3 separate regions of the Mus musculus genome follow, and all the other regions are linked to region 1. Evidence: chromatin loops called from intact Hi-C (ENCODE). Cell type or tissue: heart. All regions are shown on one strand.

Region 1 (5,000 bases):
TCTTGGCCATGATCTTTGTGCAGGAATAGAAACCCTGACTAAGACAAATTGGTACCAGCATAGTGGGGTATTCCTGAGACAACCTGACCATGTTTTGGGGAGGACTGTGGAAGGACTTTGGAACTTTGGTCTTGAAGATCCATTCATTGTTAAGAGCTCTGTGGGATGTTGTGTAGGAGCTTGGAAGATAATGTTGATAACAGTGCAGAAGATGGAGGCCTGGCTTGTGAAATTTCAGAGGGAAAATTAAAGACTCTTTTCAGGGCCATTGCTGTTTTGATTGTGAAGATTCTGTAGTTCTGGTTAGCTGGGGCTGAAGAATCAGCTGTGATTAACAAGATACCAGAACTACCAAAGCAAAAACTGCATTACTGGAACTATTGATGCTGGTTAGCTGGAGCTAAGAAATTAGCGGTGATTAAGAAGAGACCAGCATCATTGAGGTGAAATCTTCTGGGAAGTGTTTTCTGAGAGCACAGTGGCTGTGTTCCAGATATAGCCAAAGTTGTACCTTGTGCTGTGGCTGGACTTGGTAATGTGTAAGGGTCACGCAGGTGGTACTGGTTTTGAAGGCATGAAGGAGTTGAGCAGAGCAGCTGAGGCTTGGCACTGTGAGAGGCCATGGAAGGCCATTGGTGAAAGTCCAGCCTCAGTTGCAATTGATGGCCCAGGACTGAAGGGGTCATGCAGTGTTTTGGAGATGCCAGTACCATGAGATGACCACCAAGAGCAGCAGCAGCAGTGGAGTCCAGGCATCTGGAGCCTAGAGAATGACGTGTGTGCTACAAAGGGCATGGCTGGAGAAGTGACCCAAGCCCTTGGAGGAGCCCAGAAGATTGTGAGTTGGATCCCAGACATTGGATGGTTAGAGATTGACTTTTGCTTTTGATTGTGACTATGCTCTGATATTTTCCCTCTTGAAGGAAGAAACTATTTTAGTGGAGCCCACAGTTAAGAGATTTTTAATTGTAAAAAGACTTTGGATTTTAGAAGATATTGGACATTTTAAAGGGATTGACTTTTAATATGTAAAGACTGTGGGACTTTTAAAGTTGTTTAGATCTTGGGGATGAATAAGAAATTAAGGGTTGAGGCTTACTAGTGATGTGCTTGTGTGTCAAGTTGACAAGGGGTCAATTGTACTGGCTAGTTTTGTGTCAACTTGACACAGCTGGGGTTATCACAGAGAAAGGAGCTTCAGTTGAGGAAAATGCCTCCATGAGATCCAACTCTAAGGCATTTTCTCAATTAGTGATCAAGGGGGAAAGGCCCTTTGTGGGTGGGACCATCTCTGGGCTGGTAGTCTTGGGTTCCATAAGAGAGCAGGCTGAGCAAGCCAGGGGAGGCAAGCCAGTAAAGAACATCCCTCCATGGCCTCTGCATCAGCTCCTGCTCCCTGGCCTGCTTGAGTTCCAGTCCTGACTTCCTTTGGTGATGAACAGCAGTATGGAAGTGTAAGCCGAATAAACCCTTTCCTCCCCAACTTGCTTCTTGGCCATGATCTTTGTGCAGGAATAGAAACCCTGACTAAGACAGGCAGAATGGGAGAGATTAATGGATAAATGGATGGTTAATTGGTGAGTAGATAGGGAGACAGAAAGGGATGAACAGGCAGATAAATGGATAAGAGATGTATGAATGGATAAATCAATGGATATCCAGGGAAAGAGTTTATGGATGAATTTACTGATGGATAAAGAAGATGTTTAGAGAGAGGGTTGGATGAATGTGAGGGAGAGACAGGGATATGGATAAATAGGTGGGCAGGGGAAGAGACATGAACGAACACAAGCATTTATGTAGATCCATAGAGATGGGTGGATGAGAACAGACACAAATAAATGCATGCATTGGTGGATAGATGTATGAATGGCTACACGGAGAGATAAAGCGATGGCTAAGGAGGGCTTGGGCAGGAAGGTACACAAGTGGATGTTCAGAGTGTGTGATGTGTGAAGTAAAGGCCAGGAGAGAGGACAAGAGGTGGAGAAAGAAGTTAACTCAGTTTTTTCTCTCTTTCTGTAAAATTTAGTTTTATGTGTACAGGTGTCCAGTCTCAAGATTCATTCTCTTTTTCTGTCCTTGGAGAGGTGAAATGAATGAAGCTCTGGAACAGGCCTTTAAGCCAGCACTTCTCAAAGCCAGTCCTAGAGGGGTCACAGCTCCACAGGGTGTGAGGACAAACAGCTTAGCCTAGTGCCAACCATAGGCCACTAGAGGGAGGAAGTGCTCATTTTATCTCGTAGGGGCACTCACAGCCATCAGCTCCGAATTTTTATGCTTTCAGGTTTCTCTAGCTGAATTTTCTTGTTGATTGATTTGGAAAGTAGTCAGAGTGTCAATGAATTAAAATAAAGTCTCCCTTTCAGCACCAGTGCATGCTGGGAGTTTGTGAAAACTCCACCACAGGCATGGTAAAAAACTGTGATAGAACTGTGGGTAGAAAAATGAATTTCAGCCTTCCCATGGCAAGAGTCACACGTGAGCAAGAACAAGAGAGTCAGAGAGATTCCAAAGCTCAATGTCTTGTACTCCAGTAAGGCAGGCCAGGCTGAACCACCTGAGAGGCCACAGCAGAAGTGTTTGGGTCCATAGGCCTGAATGAGTGGAACAGGCCAGGCTAGAATCCTTTGGACCACAGTTCCTATGCAGAAACATGAACCTGGGATTTCTTATTACTCAGTTGTAAGAAAATGAGTGGGAGCCAAGCACTTGGTTCTTGTTGATTGCTTTGGAAAGTAGTCAGAGTGTCAATGAATTAAAATAAAATCTTTTTCAGCACCAATGTATGCTGGGAATTTGTTAAAGCTCCACCACGGGCTCTAAGAAGTGCTGGTTTAAAGGGCTGTTCCAAAAGCAGGAAACAAGGGGCTGGGGAGATGGCTCAGCAGTTAAGAGCATGGCTTTGATTCCTGGCACCCACATGGCAGCACATACCCCCACATGTAGGGAGAAAGGCGGGGAGGGATGGGGAGAGACAGAGAGGGAGAGGGAGAGGGAGAGGGAAACTGAGTTAGTCAGTATGTTCATTAATTCATCTGTAGCCATGTCACACTCTACACTCACAGCAAATATCACACTTTGAATATATGTGATTTCCATTTCTGAGTTATATCTTAATGAAGCTGAAACAGACAAACCAACATACAGAGTTGGTGACCTGTGACAATGGCCTTGGGAGTCACACTGTTGGAAATGCCGCAGTTCCAGGCCCTGCATGTCCCCAACTCAGCCCAGGCCTAACTCCATTTGTGTTTTGCTCGAAACCACCAGGACTCTCCCTCTGCAGGACCATTTCCCAGCCCTCCCACAATCGTCCTGACGGGGGATGCCAGTTCACCTGAAGGAGAGACTGACAAAAACCTAGTCAACAGGTATGCAGCCCAGGCGGACGAGCAATGCTTTGTGGGGATCAAATAGCTGCATTTCTAGAAACACTTTCTTCTTTCTTTTTCTCTGAATCACTTTATCGATGAAGATGCTGTCAAAGAGGGCTGGGGATATGGCTTAGTTTGTAGAGTACTTCTTGCTAAGTTTGTGTTAGGTCTTGGGTTTGATTCTCAGTATCACCTAACCTGGGCATGGTGGGGGCACACCTGTAACCCCAGAAATCATGAGGAAGCAAGAGGATCAGAAGTGCAAGGTCATCCTTGGTTATATGAGGGGTTCAAATCCACCCTGGGATACAAGAAACTTTATCTCAAAAATAAAAGTCCACATTATCAAGCAGTTTTTCAAAATGGGAAAGAGAACCTAGGATTTTTTCACCATTATCTTCTTTCCCAAAATGTTGTTCTTACTCTTGGATTTGGCCCTGTACACACTGCTAGATTTTAAGAAAATCAAAGACATCATAGCATGAAAACCTTCCATAATATCAGCCCAGGAATTCCCACAGAAGCCTGGAAGGTGTGGATCTTTAACTATAGGATCCTGTTGTGGCCAAAGCAGGTCCCTCATGGAACCTTTGGGAGGGACAGTGCATCACCATCACAGGGATGTCACTGCCCCTGTTCCCCTCACCAGGGGTCCGTGAATTGATCTAGCTGGAATAAGGTTGTCTAGATATCACTTTTAATAAGTTTAAAAGATAATCCTCGGGGCTGGGGATACAGGTCAGTGGGAAGGTGCTTGCCTAGCAAGTGCAACAAGGCCTGGGGTTGACAGGCAACACCACATGTAAGAGGGTAATTATCATAGGACAGAGTGAGCATCTTCATCTGTTAATTAAGAGCAGAGTGAATACCAAGGAGGATATAAGAAATGAATATACTTGCATAATCAATGTGAGAGGGGGTGGAAAAAGCCAAATAAAAGGGTTAAGTCAGACATAAGGCAGCTTCATGGGGCTGGAGAGTTGACTCAGTAGTCAAGAGCACACACTGCTCTTGCAGAGGACCTGAGACTGGTTCTCACTACCCAAATCAGGTGACTCCCAAGCACCTGTAACTCCAGTCCCAGGAGAACCTGATGCCTCTCGCCTCCATATGCATCTGCACACACAGGCACACACATATATAATTAAAATACGTCGTTAAAAGGAGCTCCGTGTTTTGCAGGGCAGTGAAACTGTGCTTTTATTTTCTCTTTCAAAAACAGATTATCTGTGTCTCTACCAGACCCCCCATGTATGTTTGGTAAGGCTCCCACAAGATAGCTCTAAAGTCCGGGTCCTTATAGAGAGTAACTCCTGTAGTAAGTAAGGTTCCATCCCTTGAGAGTGGGCTTGGATAGCTTGAGTGGGCAGCAGAATGGCGTAGTGACTTGTTGAGCCATTAGTCCTCCCAGGGGCTCTGATGTGGGAGACTGGGGTACAGCCTGGGAATTCAACCATCTAACATGCTCCCAAGGTGACAGTCAGAGGACCCTTGTGTGTGCCATAGATGATGCTCTGGGGTGACCCTGAGAGTCTGTACAGTCATCTCATTTGTCCATCTCTGAGTAGATTTCCTAACAGGATGACCATGGTCTGTCTTTCAGGGCTCCCAGCCCTCACCGGA
Region 2 (5,000 bases), 85 kb before region 1:
TTGGCATGGCTTTCTATTGGCTTCTTTAAAAAAAAACTCATTTATATCAGTTCTGTTTATTTAAGGAAAGAACTCTTTTGACAAGTTTGTTCTAAGATATATTTTTCTCTGGTTTGGAAGTTAGTCTTTTGAGTGAACTTCTCTTTTTAGACCCAAATAATATTGCTATTTGTGCAAATTTATTGGTGTCTCTCTTTAAGGCCCCTGGGTTTTATAGTCATCTCAGAAGAGCCTTTATTTTTCTTGGATTGGTAATAAAATAATTTGCATTTTAAGTGACTTTATGAGTTAGTGTCTCCATCTGAACATTCTTTCATCTGGAGTGACTGTGGGAGGTAATGAGTGAGACAAGAACTCATGTAACCTCAAAGGTGGCAGGCAGCTGCCTCGTCTCTAGGTTCTGAACAGTGGAGGCTACTCAGGGCTGGGCTGGGCTTTGGCGATGGCACCCCACCCCTCCTTAGCCCTGTTTTGACACTTTCCCTGTACAGTACACCTGCTATTTGGGTTGAGTGCTGATTTTTCTTTGGCTTTAGTACTTTCTTCCTGTAACCTGTTTATTGGTTGGAACTTCAAAGTCCATCTTGGTATGGGAAGACAGTTGGTATAGAGGAGACAGGGGAGGTCTTGTTAGCTAGGTGAATAAGACACAGTCAGCTTCATAAAGAGCAGACAGGAGTGTCCTGGGTAAAGAAGTGGCATGCCTGAAGAGAAGGCAGGAGACAATTCCAGTTCCTGTTTGAAGGGACTATGAAGGACCCGTGTCATGAGCATGGGAAACAGGGAAAAAAGGATGAGATGTTTTGGAAAGAAGGCTAGATTAAAATGCATTTTTAGACTATTTATTTTGTTTTATGTGCATGAGTATTTTGCCTGCATGTATGTTTGTGTATCATGCATGTGCCTTATGTCCAGGAAGGTTAGAAGAAAGTTGCATTCCTTGAGACTGGAGTTACAGATGATTGTGAGTTGTTGTGTGGATGCTGTCATCCAAACTCAGATCCACAGTAAGAGCCACAAGTGCTCTTAGTAGCTGAGCCATCTCTCTAGCAATGTGGGCCAGATTTGGTAAAACCTCTAGATTTGAAGCGTGGGGGTGTGGTGTGTGTGACAAGCTGCAGATTCCCAAAGAATAGCAATGACATTCTGACTGTCATGTGGAGGGTGGTGGGAGGACCGAGAGAGCCACACCTGGTGTGGACCAGGCCCGGGAAGGTGTTGATCATTTGTGTGAGCAGTGGAGAAAGAAAGGAAGGGAAGTCAAGACTGGGTGCAGAGTGAGAGCAGGAAGGAACGGAGGCTAATTCCTGAAGCGCCTTGCCATGCACAGCCTTTCTGAACCGTTCACCTAGCCACCTAAACACATGTGTTTAAAATGCCGGTGGCTCAAGGAACACTGAAGGACTTAACACCGCATTTGGGCTTATTGACATTCTAAGATCTCAGAGAGTATTGGATTTGCTGAGATGGGGTGAGTTACAGGAGAAAGGCGCTGGGACCTTGCTGGGCTGGGTTTTTATTAAAAAGCTCACTGTACCTCAGAGACACTTGTACATCCAGGCTTCCTCTGCTGTAGTCCCAACAGCCAGGTAGTGAAGCCACCCTTGACGCCCATCAACAGGTTCACGGAGACGGAAATGTACGGATACACAGTGGGATTAGGTTTAGTTGTAAAGAATGAAATTATGACATTTTCAGAAAAGTAGATGGAACTAGAGACCATTGTGTTAAGCAAAATTAGCCAGAGAAAGACAAGTACTATGTATTTTCACTTGATACAAACAAAATCTAGAGAAAAAAATTTGTGTGTATATATGGTGTGTGTGTGTATGACATGAAAGAAGAAATGAGACCATGAGAGAAGAGGATGGAAGGTGGGAAGATGACCATGGAATATAGTGTCACAGAATGGGGACCATGTGGGAAGGAAAGGGACCAGCGAATGGGGCTTTGTGCATGGGGGGGCAGTGTATGTGGGGCAGAGAAACAAGGAATGTGTATGAACACATCACAGTGTGATTCCTCTCTGTGTACTAACCAAAAAGTTAAAATAAAGAGGGCGGGTGCCTAGGAAACCCACATGTAGGCAGAAAAGTGTTTATTTCATCTGCAGTCTGCAGAGAGGTCTACACGGAGACACCAGCCACCATACAGATCTTGTTTAGAATCACGACAATGGGGCAAGAAATGTAGACAGAAAAGAGCAGGAGACAGACCCTGAGGGATGCCGGTTCCCAGAGCCTGGAGGGGTCCACCAGGGGCGGGCAGAAAGAGGGACAGGCACCATCTCCCAGTCTTCCTTTGCAGCCTTCTGTGGCCTCCTGTGCTTTTACAGGACAGCCTGGCCCCAATGCGCTTCTGGCTTCATCTCTCCTGGCTCCTTGCCTCTCCCTGTCCAGTGCCCCCTTACCCTCCCACCCCACTGCAGGTCTGTTTGTTTTTTTAATTGTCAGCCTGACTCACTGCTGTGTTGATTCAGGGCAAGAAGCACCAAGGATTGTTCCTTTTTTTGTTTCTTTCCTTTCCTTGGTTCTGACATAGTATCTAGCAAACAGCAGGCATACAGTAAGTTTGATTCAGGAATGGCTACACTCTTTAACTCGACTGTGACTCTGTAAAGTAGCCTTACCCCATCTTTACCTTTTTGGTTTTTTTAGAAACAAATCAAGGACAGGATCCTTGGAACAAGAAGGTGACTTTTCACTAGTACCCCAGAGCTCTTGACTCTAGCTGCATATGTATCAAAAGATGGCCTAGTCGGCCATCACTGGAAAGAGAGGCCCATTGGACAGGCAAACTTTATATGCCCCAGTACAGGGGAACGCCAGGGCCAAAAAATTGGGAATGGGTGGGTAGGGGAGTGGGGGTGGGGGAGGGTGTGGGGGACTTTTGGGATAGCATTGGAAATGTAATTGAGGAAAATACGTAATAAAAAAAAAAAAAAAAGAAAGGTGACTTTTCACAGGATCCAGCATAGTGAGTAGTGTTGGGTGGGTGAAGTGTTGGTGAGCCTTGTTTTAGGGTCGATGAATGGGTAGTTGCTGGGGAGCCAGAGGCTGTATAGTCCAGCAGGGGGCAGCAGAGGGCCATGCAAAGCAGGGACTTCCGGCCATTGCATGGGCTTCTCTAGATCTCAGCTGAACTTGGTGCTTACAAGAGTCAAGACAGAGTGTTGAGATCTGCTGATACAGCACTGAGTGCCAGTGTCTTCCTGTGGGTCCCTGGGAAAAAGAAAAATAAGGTGGGAAGACGGGTGGAGGTGGATGTGACAACGGGGCTGCCTCACACTTGGATGTAGTGACTACAAGTGGGATTTGGGGCCCTTTTTGCTTCAGCCAGGCAGGGAGCTAGGAAGGGTTAAAGTGCTGGTCCCAGGACATACATGGTTGGAAATAACTTTCTTTCGTTCTCTAAACTAGTTTTCCTTCTCTCTCTCTCTCTCTCTCTCTCTCTCTCTCTCTCTCTCTCTCTCTCTTTCAGCAGGTTTTAGTGTTTGTTTTATATGTCCAACCTGTCACAGGTGCTGCTGGGGAAGGGGATTTTGCAGCAGGTCATTGGGGGCCATCGAGGCCACAGCAGCAGTGACCAGAGTGCAAGGTCTTGCATGGAAACTGATTTTGGTTTCTCAATTCACACACTTTGCATAAATGTGAACCACAACATAAATCCACAAGCCACGTGCATGTACTTATGTGCACATATCATCCATGTAACATTCACTCATGTGCTCAAAGGCATACACCTGCTACCCACGACCTATCATGCATACATACTAACTCACAGTCTAACACACCAGGGGGTGGGGCTCTGCAGTGGGTTTTATGGATACATTCCAAGTTCCTCTTTCTCACCTCCATGTCCGTGTGCAGAGAGAGCAACAGTGTGATTTAAGTCTAGGATCAAACCAACTCTCAGCTAATGGTACCAACACAACCTCAGCCCCTCTACATCGCCTTGGTGGCTGCAGCTGTTCTAAGAGTGAATGAGGGAGGAAGTAGCTGTGGAAGCTGTCGGCTGCTGCTCTGTTACCCCCAAGAAAAGGCCAAGTCAGAAAACGCTGATGGAGATGTGCAGACAAGAGGCTTGCAGACAGAGCTGGCAGTGGTTTTCCACCACCCCAGTATTTGGAGCCTTGGGACAGCCTATGCCACCTCTCGACTTTAGGTTCTGATACCACATTGCCGTGTGTCTTTAATTCGTTCATATTGGGCTTTTCTGTTTCTTATATCCAGGATTCTCAGTGAGAAGCAGCTCCCGTCGGAGCTCTTGATGAAGGCCGGGAACAGGCCCAGCCTCTGCTTTCCCTCCTTTCCTTTTGGTCTCTTGATCCTTAGTGTGACCACAAGGCACTGTGTGCAGTTCATGGAACTTCATGTAGGAGAAGACAGTTGTGCTTAAACCAGGATGGATGGCAGCCTCTCTCTCTCTCTCTTCTAAAGAGAGTGACACAATTCAAACCCTGGGGAAGACTGGCTCTCTAAGTGGATCTTAATATTTTGTAGAGGCCGAGATGAGAGTCAGGCCAGTGCCTTTGGATTTGGAGGGCGGAAAATCTTTGCTGTCACCCTGCTCCTCCCTCCAATCTCTCTAGCCACTCTGAGGGTGAGCATTACTTACCCTGCTTGGAAGATGGATTATGAAGATGTCTCAGAGAGGATGCCTTCTGCTCAACACAGAGTGGAGCTCAGCCTCCCGTCTAGGGTTCTTTGGCTCAAAAGCTTGTGGGTGCCTCTCCAGGAGGGAACGGCCTTGATTGAACTCAGACTGTTCATGTGATCTGCTTTGGGTAGGCTCTTTGGAGGAGAAAAGGGTAATGAAGAACTAAGACCTCAAAAGTTCTTGTATCTGACTTTATCTGACTTTCACCAGAGTGGTGGAGGAAGCAGGGAAGAGGGCCTTATAGTAGGTTCTCATTGTGGTGAGTAGGACAGGCAAGGTGGACCTTAGAAAGCCAGTTCTGGGCTGGGGCTGGGGCTGGGGCTGGGGCTGGGGCTGGGGCT
Region 3 (5,000 bases), 200 kb after region 1:
TTACAGGATACTGGGGTTTGAGCCCCAGAACTGCATGAATCATTTAAACCCAGGGTGGTGGTGCACTCCTGGAACCAATCCAGCATGTGGGCGGTGGAGGCAGGAGGGCCAAGAGTTCAAGGTCAGGGCTGGAGAGTTGGCTCAGTGGTTAAGAGCACTTGCTGCTCTTCCAGAGGCGCCAGACTGGACTTCTAACACCAATATGGTGACTTACTAATGGTCTGGAACTGCAGCAGCAGGGGATCTGATGCCCTCTTCTGGCCACCTTGATATGTTTATGGTACAGACAGACACATGCAGGCAAAACATCCATAGACGTAAATTTTTTTTAAAAAATTAAAGAATTCAAGATCATCCTCAATTGCACAAGTTTGAGGCCATGCTGAGCACATGGGATCCTCTCAGGAGGAAAAAGAGGGAAGGAAGAAAGGGGGAAAATAATTTTGTGACCCATGGAAATTCCATGAATTGAAATCAGCCTTCAGGAAGAAGGTTGTTGTGTCCTCTCCGTGTCCCATGAGCCTCTCTGTAGTCACCTCTTCTCCCCCCGCCCCCCTGCTTCTGACCCAGACAAATATTCATCTGCTTTCTATCAGTACAAATTTGTTATTCCTTTCCTAAAACTTCAAGTAAATTGAATCACACAGCCTGCACTTTTTGTGTCTGGCTTCCTTCAGTCAGGATAATGTTTTCTGAGATTCACCCATGTTGTATCAATACCAGACAGGACACGTCTGCTTTTGTTTGTGAGGGAAAGGCAGAGTCATGTCAGGTCTGAAGGCACAAGTCAGAACTCCTCATGAGCAGCAGGATAAGAGTTTCTTTCTCTAGGTGCCGGCTGTGTGGTCTTCCCTCGCCTCAGGGGAGGGTCTTAAGGCAGATATTCCACAATCAAATATGTGTTCCATAAGTCAACAGATAACCACCATGGTATGAATTTGAACAGGAAAGATTTGGTGGGCAAATATGCAATGCCTCTCACAAGAAATGTCAAGTGTGTGTGATGAAAAAAAATGAGAAGAGAAAGCTCTAATAACCTTCAAATACAACTTCAACCACTATAGACTTTTGAGTGGTTATAAATGTATTTGTAGCACTGGGGAGGTAAAGGCAGGCAGATCTCTGTGAGTTCAAGGCCAGCCTGGTCTAAATATTGAGCTCCAGGCAAATCATAGATATGCAGCAATACCTTGCCAAAAAAAATGTTACTTGGCCGGGCAATGGTGACGCACGCCTTTAATCTCAGCACTTGGGAGGCAGGGGCAGGCAGATTTCTGAGTTCGAGGCCAGCCTGGACTACAGAGTGAGTTCCAGGACAGCCAGGGCTACACAGAGAAACCCTGTCTCAAAAAAACCAAAAAAAAAGTTACTTATAAATTAAAAAAAATTTTTTTAATTATGTGTATTTGTGTGAGGGTGTCCACGGAGGCCAAAGGCTCAGGGTCCCCCGAGAGCTAGAATTACAGATGTGAGTCACCTGACAGAGGTACTAAGAACCAAATTCAGGTCCTCTTCAAGAACAGGATGAGCTCCTAACCACTGAGCCACCTCTCTAGCCCCTGCTTGTAAGTTTTGTTTCACCAATTTGTTCAAAGAAAATTCCGTGTCAGCGATGCTCCAGGATATTTTGAAGCATTCACATTGCCACTTCAAGCCTGTAATAAGATACTAATAGGTTTGGATTGTAGCAGGCTCATGTTTAGTGGTAAAATGATTGTGATTCTTTCATTTCGACGTTTATACAAATTCAATACCTAAGATTTTCCTTTACTTTGTATTTTAATTATAAGCACAATGGAATCTTTTTCACTACGCCCCATACAGGTACCTCCAGATTCCCTTCAGCTGGCCCCAAGTGCCATACCTATATTCTCTTACTCTCTGTGAGCTATGAACTGGAAGCAGTGAGGGTTCACAGGCCCTGAGACCAGGAGAGAAATTTCAGCTCTGACTAGCAAGCTGTCTTACTAAAGAGGGCCCTCCTGCCCCCTAGTGGTCATTATTGTATATGCCTCTCAAGAGGAAAATGAGATACAGGCATTGTGTCTATCATCCTTGTTACTCAGCATTGTGTTTACCATGGGCTCTGGCTGGGATGAATGCCTTCATAGGCATCCTCCCAACATAGCTATCCTGCAGTCCCTGGGGAGGTCGAGCCTGTGGCTCCACTCCAGGGCTTCCATCTGTCTCTCTCCCTTCATCTTCATTACTACATCACGAGCCAAGTTCCACCTGTGTTAGCCAGTGAGACCACCCTTGATCACTAAACCACTTCCAAAACCTGAGAGACATTAGGAGAGAAAGGAGAGAGAACCTGGGAGGAATACACCCATCTTTTCAGCAATTTGATGCAAAGAGGCAGACTCTAGGTCTCAGGCACTCAAGGAATTTGGGGTCCTCTTGAAACATAAAAAGGAAAGAGCTATGCTGGACCATAAACACTTGCCACACCCTCTTTGTCTAGGCAGAGACCCCACCTTTTCTTCACTAGCCACAACACAGAACAAGTGGTCACAGAAAGAGAACAACAACAACAACAACAAAAATACCATCTTTTCTTCAGGTCATAGATCAAGCATTCGTTTCAAGGTATTTATGTATGCTGGGTAGTTTTTTGTCACCTTGACACACACTAAGGTCACCTGATAAGAGGAAGCCTCAACCGAGAAAAATCCTCCATCAAATTGGACTATAGGCAAGTCTATAGGACACTGATGTAGTTAATCATTGCTGTGGAAGGATCCAGCCCACTATGAGTAAGGAGACGCTGGGAAGGTGACCCTGGACTGTGTAAGAAGCAAGATGAGTGCATCATGGGAAGCAAGCTGGTAGGCCGCTTTCCTGGATGGTCCCTGCCTCTCCTCCTACTTGAGTTCCTGACCAGACTCCCTCAATGATAAGCTGTGATCAGATTGTGAGTCAAATAAACCCTTCTGGGGTTGATCACATCAATAGAAAACAGATTAGGATGCTGAGTATTGTTAAGAGAAAATTAACCTGTATGGAAATCAGAACAAGTCAAAGTTGATGGTCGTGAGTGCACACGGGAAAACTGGGGGACACCGGAATTGCATCTGAAATGAAGACAGTAGATTCCACTCTGAAAAAAAAAAAACTGAGCAAGCTGTAGAATCTCTATGGAATGTTCTGGTACTCCAGAACCTCTCATCTTTGCTCTGACACTCTTGGGAGCCTCGGCAGGCCAGAAGCCCCAGACTCCCTGTCTCAATCTCCCTGATAGAGCCCCATGTGTCCATTGGAGAAGTGACGTCAGAGGTTATGCTAGAACGGGGGAAGGAAACTTGATGCTAGGATGCATGACAAGGTGTTCAGGGTTTCCCGCTCAACCTTCGTTTCTGAGTGGGACTCCAGAAGAAGCCCTCCTGCAGCATCCTCAGCAAGTCCAAGTCTTGGTGTCTACCTAATCCCCCTTCCCTGAACCATGAGCAGACTTATTTTGGGCCATGTGGTTGGCAACAGTTAGCCAACCTCTTCCTAGCCAGAGATCCCTGTATTAAGACAAGACAAGGGCACCAGTGTCCAGAGGAACTGGCTCTGGTCACACCCTGGAGTTGTGGAGCACTTGTCGTGGGTCACCAGGATGTTAGTGTCAGGATCCATGAGTCCTGTTCAATTGCACAGTGGGCACCTACAAGTGATCCCAGGGACCCCTCCATCCAAGGAGATCTGAAGGGGTCATAGCCTTGTTGCTTTGGTCTTTCAGGACATGAATATTATCCTGGGTTCTCTATCCCATATTAAATTTCTGGTTATAAAAAGTCAACAAATGCCAAACTGGCATCCTTAATCATCAGGGAAATGCAAATCAAAACAACCCTGAGATTCCACCTCACACCAGTCAGAATGGCTAAGATCAAAAATTCAGGTGACAGCAGATGCTGGCGTGGATGTGGAGAAAGAGGAACACTCCTCCATTGTTGGTGGGATTGCAAGCTTGTACAACAACTCTGGAAATCAGTCTGGCAGTTCCTCAGAAAATTGGACATAGTACTACCGGAGGATCCCGCAATACCTCTCCTGGGCATATATCCAGAAGATGTTTCAACTGATAAGAAGGACACATGCTCCACTATGTTCATAGCAGCCTTATTTATAATAGCCAGAAGCTGGAAAGAACCCAGATGCCCCTCAACAGAGGAATGGATACAGAAAATAAAGGTACATTTACACAATGGAGTACTACTCAGCTATTAAAAAGAATGAATTTATGAAATTCCTAGGCAAATGGTTGGACCTGGAGGGCATTATCCTGAGTGAGGTAACCCAATCACAAAAGAACTCGCACAGTATGTACTCACTGATAAGTGGATATTAGCCCAGAAACTTAGAATACCCAAGATATAAGATACAATTTGCTAAACGCATGAAACTAAAAAAGAACAAAGACCAAAGGATGGACACTTTGCCCCTTCTTAGAATTGGGAACAAAACACCCATGGAAGGAGTTACAGAGACAAAGTTTGGAGCTGAGACGAAAGGATGAACCATCTAGAGACTGCCATATCCGGGGATCCATCCCATAATCAGCTTCCAAACACTGACACCATTGCATATACTAGCAAGATTTTGCTGAAAGGACCCAGATATGGCTGTCTCTTGTGAGACTATGCCAAGGCCTGGCAAACACAGAAGTGGATGCTCACAGTCAGCTATTGGATGGAACACAGGGCCCCCAATGGAGGAGCTAGAGAAAGTACCCAAGGAGCTGAAGGGATCTGCAATCCTATAGGTGGAACAACAATATGAACTAACCAATCCTCCCCTCCCCCCGAGCTCGTGTCATCGACTAGGCCATCAGTGGAAAGAGAGGCCCATTGGTCATGCAAACTTTATATGCCTCAGTACAGGGGAATGCCAGGGCCAAGAAGTGGGAGTGGGAGGGTGGGGGAGTGTGTGGGGGAGCATGTGGGGGACTTTTGGGATAGCACTGGAAATGTAAATGAAATAAATACCCAATTTAAAAAAAGAACTAAAAAAAA

What was found. A loop is a pair of places that touch in the nucleus more often than their neighbours do. Peaks named below come from ENCODE experiments on the same cell type or tissue, not always from the same donor. Only the 100,000 strongest peaks of a DNase experiment are listed, where the experiment ranks them.
Region 2: a loop joins it to region 1, with 2.3 times the contacts of the local background. A loop is called at or near these places in 10 of 42 quality-filtered maps.
Region 3: a loop joins it to region 1, with 2.7 times the contacts of the local background. A loop is called at or near these places in 14 of 42 quality-filtered maps.

The regions. Positions count from the first base shown.
Region 1 is chr7:110,927,852-110,932,851 of GRCm38, reverse strand. It overlaps Mrvi1 (MRV integration site 1), which reads left to right. Exons shown (of 21, transcript NM_194464.3): 3 at 3,274-3,374; 4 at 4,981-5,000. Among named protein-coding and RNA genes, the nearest start is that of Gm16336, 25 kb to the right of the region's middle. In heart, a CTCF peak has its summit at 2,210 (motif pointing right); a DNase peak (open chromatin) is centred at 2,211; H3K27ac peaks cover 410 bases.
Region 2 is chr7:111,013,210-111,018,209 of GRCm38, reverse strand. No RefSeq gene overlaps it. Among named protein-coding and RNA genes, the nearest start is that of Ctr9, 13 kb to the left of the region's middle. In heart, a CTCF peak has its summit at 3,072 (motif pointing right); a DNase peak (open chromatin) is centred at 3,089; H3K27ac peaks cover 380 bases.
Region 3 is chr7:110,724,259-110,729,258 of GRCm38, reverse strand. No RefSeq gene overlaps it. Among named protein-coding and RNA genes, the nearest start is that of Gm39068, 13 kb to the left of the region's middle. In heart, CTCF peaks have their summits at 261 (motif pointing left) and 1,996 (motif pointing left); no DNase peak of the experiment used is centred here.